2 separate regions of the Mus musculus genome follow, and region 1 is linked to region 2. Evidence: chromatin contacts called from ENCODE Hi-C data. All regions are on one chromosome and are shown on one strand. Each heading gives the region's core, a stretch centred on a gene start or an enhancer-like site at or near the end of the contact. The rest is flanking DNA. Distances are from core to core; before and after follow the strand shown. Region 1 holds the start of Kcnn4 (potassium intermediate/small conductance calcium-activated channel, subfamily N, member 4). Region 2 holds the start of Trim28 (tripartite motif-containing 28).

Region 1 (3,029 bases), core at 309-2,808, about 11 Mb before region 2:
GGGATGAAGGATTTCAAACCACAGTAGACCACTATCTGGTGAGTGGTGCCTTCTGGGGGTAATGGCACTTCTGTATGGTAAGGGTGGGGTGAAGGCTCCACTCCCCACAGTCTCCTCTGTCAGTTACTTCAGAGCACTGCCTGGTGGCACTGGGTAAATGGCAGTGGCTAGATAAGGAGCAAGGAGACGCCTAATGACAACGTCTTTCTCCCTTGCCAGCCCTCCCTTCACCAGAGCTAGGCTATCAAGGATCAGCCTTGTATGGGCCTCAACAAGGCCCAGACCCCCAGTGGTCTGTCTGATAACACTTACCCAAAGGCTAACACTGAGAACTGTCTCCCATGTGTGCGTACGTGTGTGTGCGTGTGTGTGTGTGTGTGTGTGTGTGTGTGTGTGTGTGTGTAGGTTGGGGGGAGCTGGGGGGAGGACGATATCACACTAGCTCAGGTTTCAGGGGTACAGACCCCCCATCTACCTCCATCACATCCAGGGGTCCAGACCCAGCCTTCTTCTCTTAGACCTTAAGAAGTGTAAGACCTCAGTTCTCCTCCCTTAGACCCAGGAGTCCAGACCAGCTCTCTTCTCCCACACCCAGGGGTGCAGACCCCAACCTTTCTCCCTCACACCCCAGCTCTCCTCTCTTCTTCACACCCCGGGGTGGAAGATGCCAGCCTTCCTCCCTCATGCCCAGGAGTATAAGATCTCCTAGCTTTGCTCTCTAACACTCAGGGGTGTAAGACCCCAGTCCCCTTCCCTCACACTCAGGGGTGCAGACTCCAGCTCTCTTCCCTCAGATCCAGGGGATCAGACCCCAGCCCTCCTCCCTCAGACCCAGGGGTCCAGACCCTAGCCCTCCTCCCTCAGACCCAGGGGATCAGACCCCAGCCCTCCTCCCTCAGACCCAGGGGTCCAGACCCCAGCCCTCCTCCCTCACACCCAGGGGTGCAGACCCCAGCCCTCCTCCCTCACACCCAGGGGTGCAGACCCCAGCTCTCTTCCCTCAGACCCAGGGGTGCAGACCCCAGCCCTCTTCCCTCAGACCCAGGGGTGCAGACCCCAGCCCTCCTCCCTCACACCCAGGGGTGCAGACCCCAGCTCTCTTCCCTCAGACCCAGGGGTGCAGACCCCAGCCCTCCTCCCTCAGACCCAGGGGTGCAGACCCCAGCCCTCCTCCCTCACACCAGGCTCCCCGTCCCTTCCCTGCTCGGTGGAAGGCCCCACTCACCTTGCAGCCCAGGAACCACAACATCTCAGCGTGCAGAACCATGAGTCCGATGCCAGTTCCCGCCAGCACCAACGCCCAGCCGGCCACCCTCTTCTCCTGCTCCAGCAGGCGCTTTCTCCGTCTCAGGGCCCCCAGGCCAGTCACCAGCTCCCCGCCCATGGCCCCTGAGGTCTTGGGGCTCAGCCAGCTTCCTGCCCAGGGTCCCCCACCTCTCAGTACGCAAATGGCAGCCAGCTTGGCTTCCAGGCCAGCGGCCTGTTCTGCTCACTCTGGGACTTTTGCTGGAAGGCACAGCCTAGCCCTGTGCCCTCTGGGGAGTGGTAACTGCAGCAGGCAGGGCAGGGCGGGGAGGGACGGGGAGGTCCCTGGGTAGGGGGAGGCTGGCTATCCCATTCCCTTCTAAGACTAAGGAGGGGCTGGGGTGTGTCTTGTGGTCCCGGGCAAGGAAGAAGAGTTCATCCACGTGGGCAAAGACACACTGACACAATAGGTTGTGACTCTCCAACCGTTTGCACTCTGTGGTACACACCTAAAACCCCCACCACACCCAGACACCACAGAGCACCCTATGACAGACCGGAGACGGAGCCCAACACACCAGCACACACCACACAACCTCCACAGAAGTGACTCACACTCCTGAAAGTTCAGAAACCCACAGCCACACCCAGACACCACACACACACATGGTGTGACACACGCCAGCACTTAGCAGGGCAGCAGCGTCCCATTGCACACGGGGCCACCCAAAGGTTGAGCTCACGCAGTCACACATTCAAAGTGGGGCGGGGGAGGGGCTGGAAAGTCAGGCACAGCGAGTGAAAGTGAGCGCTCCTCTCCAGAGGAGTATAACTTCCGTTTCTAGCACCTACTTGCTGGGTGGGTGGCTTGAAACCACCTGTAACTTCAACTCCAGGAGATGACGCCCTTTTCCTGGTTTTTGGGAGCCCCTGACACATGTGGCTGATATTCACATACATGCATGCGCATAAAAAAAAATAAATCTTAAATGATAATTTTTAAGTGGGACCAGGGATGGAGTGCAGCTGTTAGTGGGCTCCTTTGAATCACAGACTCTCTGAGGTAGATCCCAGCATGGCATAAAGTGGGCAATGGTGCATGCCTGACTCTTGGTACTAGGAAACTGGGGCCAGGAGGATCAGCAGGTCTCAATCATTGTCAACTATGAGTTCAAGGTCTGCCTGGGCCACATGAGACCCTGTTTCCAAAACCAAAACCAAGTAAAACACTATAATATTCTACGATACAAAGAGCTAAGCATCAACGACCACACGGGACATGTACCAGGAGCCACACAAATACACAGCAGGTCTGAGCACACCAATTTGTAAGAATCACCAGGCACAACACACATGCGTCAACAGACACACAAGGGGGTGTGAATGTGAAACACAGAGAGATGCCCCATATGTGTAAACACCTGTGGTGGCAGACACTGTCATCCAGCGCCCAGAAAACAGGAAATGCACACTAGCTCACATCATTGTGTGTGGGACTCACACACACACACACACACACACACACCTGACATTGATCCTGACATACACTGGTGCACTTGACACTCTGCATACCTTAGCACAGAGAACAGTCAATGGAAGTGTGCAAGCAACGCCTACCCAGCGTTGGACATTCTAGGACATTCTAGCCACACAGGACACAGTCCAGGATGATATGAACCCTTTGGAGGGGATGGGGTTGGATTCGGACCCACAAGAACACCAACGTCCAGATTAGCACACCATCAATCCAACATCACGCACAATACACATACCCGTTATACTCC
Region 2 (2,740 bases), core at 196-2,695:
AGCAGACCTGTATTTACTTGCCAGTAAACACAAGCTAAAATTCATACAATGCACTCAAATCTGTGCCGCCCTCCCAGACACTGAGACCGCATAAGGATACAATCCAAACTAGTGAAGATGGTGAGAGGCTCTGGAAAAGGTCACGCTTCCCTCTTCCCCAAGATTTCCCACAGGACATACCTGGTTAGCATCCTGGGAATCAGAAGAGGCCTTACTGCCACTATCACGCATAAAATAATTCTCCACGATGTCTTTGGAGTAGCACTGCTGTTTGCACACTGGACAATCCACCACTGCCAAGATAAAAATGGGAATGCATGCACACCCTCTGATTTCTTGACATCTCCCATCACATTCTGCACCTCGGTGTCCAGACCTGGTAACGGGCATTGGCAGAGGCCAGGACCCGTTCCCCGCCCCCTCTTAAACCAGCAGGCCTACTTAACCCTACCCGGGCCCCCATACTCTCGCACAGGCGCAGTCCCGAGCACGGGCTGCGAGGAGGGGGAGGGGCACCTGGCCACCCAGTACTCACTAGCGCCGTCGCCCGCCGAGCCGCCATCCCCCGAATTATTCGCTGCGGCGGGTGTAGCGGGGCCCAGGCAGGCACTGCAGGCCGAATGTAGACAGGGCAGCAGCCGAGGATCCCGCTCGGGCCGCAGGCGCTCGCGACACACGCCGCAGTGCTCCAGAAGCTCCTGCGCCTCGCCACCGCCCCCCGCAGGGGACGACGCGGCTGCAGAGGCCGCCGCGGCTGAGGAAGCAGCCGGACGCTTCTCACCGCCCGCCGAGCCCTCGCCCGACCCTGGGCTACCAGAGGCCGCCGAGGCGGCCGTCGCGGCCGAGGCCGCTGCAGTCGCTGCCGCCGAGGCCGCCATTCACACGCCGCCGGGGGGGTGGGGGGGCCGCCCAGGGGAGGAGGGGCACGGAGCCCGCTGCGCAGGCGCAAGTGCGCTCGCCGCCAACGGCCAGGCAGCCGCCGATGCCGCGAGGCCGAGCGCCGCCACGCGTCTCCTGGGCCGACGCCCGCCGCGCCCCAGGCGCTGTCGAGATGCGGCCAAGCCGCTGGCTGCGGGCCTCTGTACAGACGACGGCGCCGCCACCAGCGCCGCCTCCTCCCTCGCTTCTGAGACACTCGCGCCGCAAGACTTGCGAACAACCGCCTGACCGCGCGCCGCTCGCAGAAAGAGCCGCGGCCTGGAGGCGGGACAGAAATATCTGGCGCCGACGACGCCGCGCACGCGCGTTGGGCACCGCAGCCTGGGGGCGGGGCGCAGATTACGCACGCGCCAGGGCCCTCCCTTCCACTCGCTGCCGCCCCTCTAGATCCAGAGTAGCAATGCTGCTGGTGAGGAATTCACCCGCAGAGTGCGTGCTTGACGTCTCCCATGCCCACCGCACGGTGCACCCAGGCTGGCAACCCGCGTGCTTGAGCGCGCAGGTCCTGCAGAGCCGAACCTTAGGCCCCGCCTCCTCAGCAGGCGTGGCGACGTCTGCAGCGGCAGCCTGGCCTATAGTCGGGGAAGAGGGGCGGGACAATACAGGGTGGGCGGGGCCACGGCAGAGCAAAGCGCCGGAGCCCAGGTGGAGGGGGTGAGGGGGTCTTTGCCAGGAAGTTCCCGCCGAACGTGGAGGCGGTCTTAACCCAAACTTTCTTATTGTTAAACTCGGGAAGCAGAAAGTTGTCCAAGTCAAACCGCAGATCACAGAGAGATACTGCGAAGCCATTCTGTAAAACTCTGCCCAGTCCTTCGAAAGCCCCTTCTGTGTTAGTCCTCTGCTATACTGATTTTAGTGTGATTTCTTTTTTCTTTTTTTTTGTGTGTGTGTTAGGAGAACTGAACATTTAACGCTAAGGAATTAAAGTTGGATCTGATTGATAAATCTTATCTGAGGGAGAAATAAGACCTGGGGAGGAATCTTGACTGAGGAGCTGGACCTAGGTTGAAGAATCTGATCTAAGGTAGAGGATAGCAGGATCAAGTGCGGCTAAGCGTTTCATCTCAGAAGCAGGATCAATGTGAAAAGGCAACCTGTCCCCCTTCCCAAACACTGCCGTGCTGAGAGTGGATGCCTCTGCAGCCTTGCAGTGCACTGGCAATCCGTTCGCCAGTCTGGATCTGGGCTACAGTGAGTTGTTGCCCGCAAGCAGTTCCAAGGCTCTCAACGGCAAGAGGCTACCCCTTCCGCGCGGAACCAGGTGTTCACCCACGTGGCAGCGGAGAGACGAGGAGTATCCCGCCACTGTCCCGGGTGTGGCCTTTGTTCCCAATCAGGCTGGGGGCCCAAGGCTTTGCCCCGCCCCAGCCTTTGTTCCTTCCTCGGCAGTTCAGCGCTCACCCTTCGGCGGGCCACGCCCCCACCAGACCCAGCCTCTGGACTCTCACTTCCTACCTCAAGAAAGGAGGGTATGATCTGGAAGCTGGCAAAGCAAGCACGGGGTTGGGGGGCGGGGGGAGTGCGGGCTCCCCGTAGAAATATTTGCGGAGTATTTTCACGGACTGCTGGGACTGGACTCACCAGGATAGGGTGCCTGTGAACCACGCCTACCTCAACCCCGGGAGCAGACTTTAGGGTACCAGAGACACAAGGGCAAAGTAAATAAGTGATGGGGCCTGGGAATTTGAATGGGTGGCAGACCGCTTGCTTGCCTAGGCTGTACGAAGCTGTATCCCCACCACACCAGAACCACGGCAAGGGGTGGGAAAGAGCGGTGATGGAGGCCTGTGAGACGGCTCAG

Evidence for each region. Hi-C counts contacts between places; a loop is a spot of excess contacts on that map.
Region 1: a map of regulatory T cell shows a loop between it and region 2 (6-fold over the local background). The contact joins the promoter of Kcnn4 here to the promoter of Trim28 in region 2. A Hi-C loop is called at or near these places in 2 of 37 maps with a recorded cell type or tissue (T-helper 17 cell and regulatory T cell).

The regions. Positions count from the first base shown.
Region 1 is chr7:24,368,792-24,371,820 of GRCm38, reverse strand. Kcnn4 (potassium intermediate/small conductance calcium-activated channel, subfamily N, member 4) reads right to left here and starts at 1,558. Exons shown (of 9, transcript NM_008433.4): 1 at 1,226-1,558. The coding sequence starts at 1,384.
Region 2 is chr7:13,022,857-13,025,596 of GRCm38, reverse strand. It overlaps Trim28 (tripartite motif-containing 28), which reads right to left and starts at 1,445. Exons shown (of 17, transcript NM_011588.3): 1 at 536-1,445; 2 at 181-293. The coding sequence starts at 878. It overlaps Gm31649, which reads left to right and starts at 1,008. Exons shown (of 1, transcript XM_006540453.4): 1 at 1,008-1,889. The coding sequence starts at 1,052. The coding sequence ends at 1,597.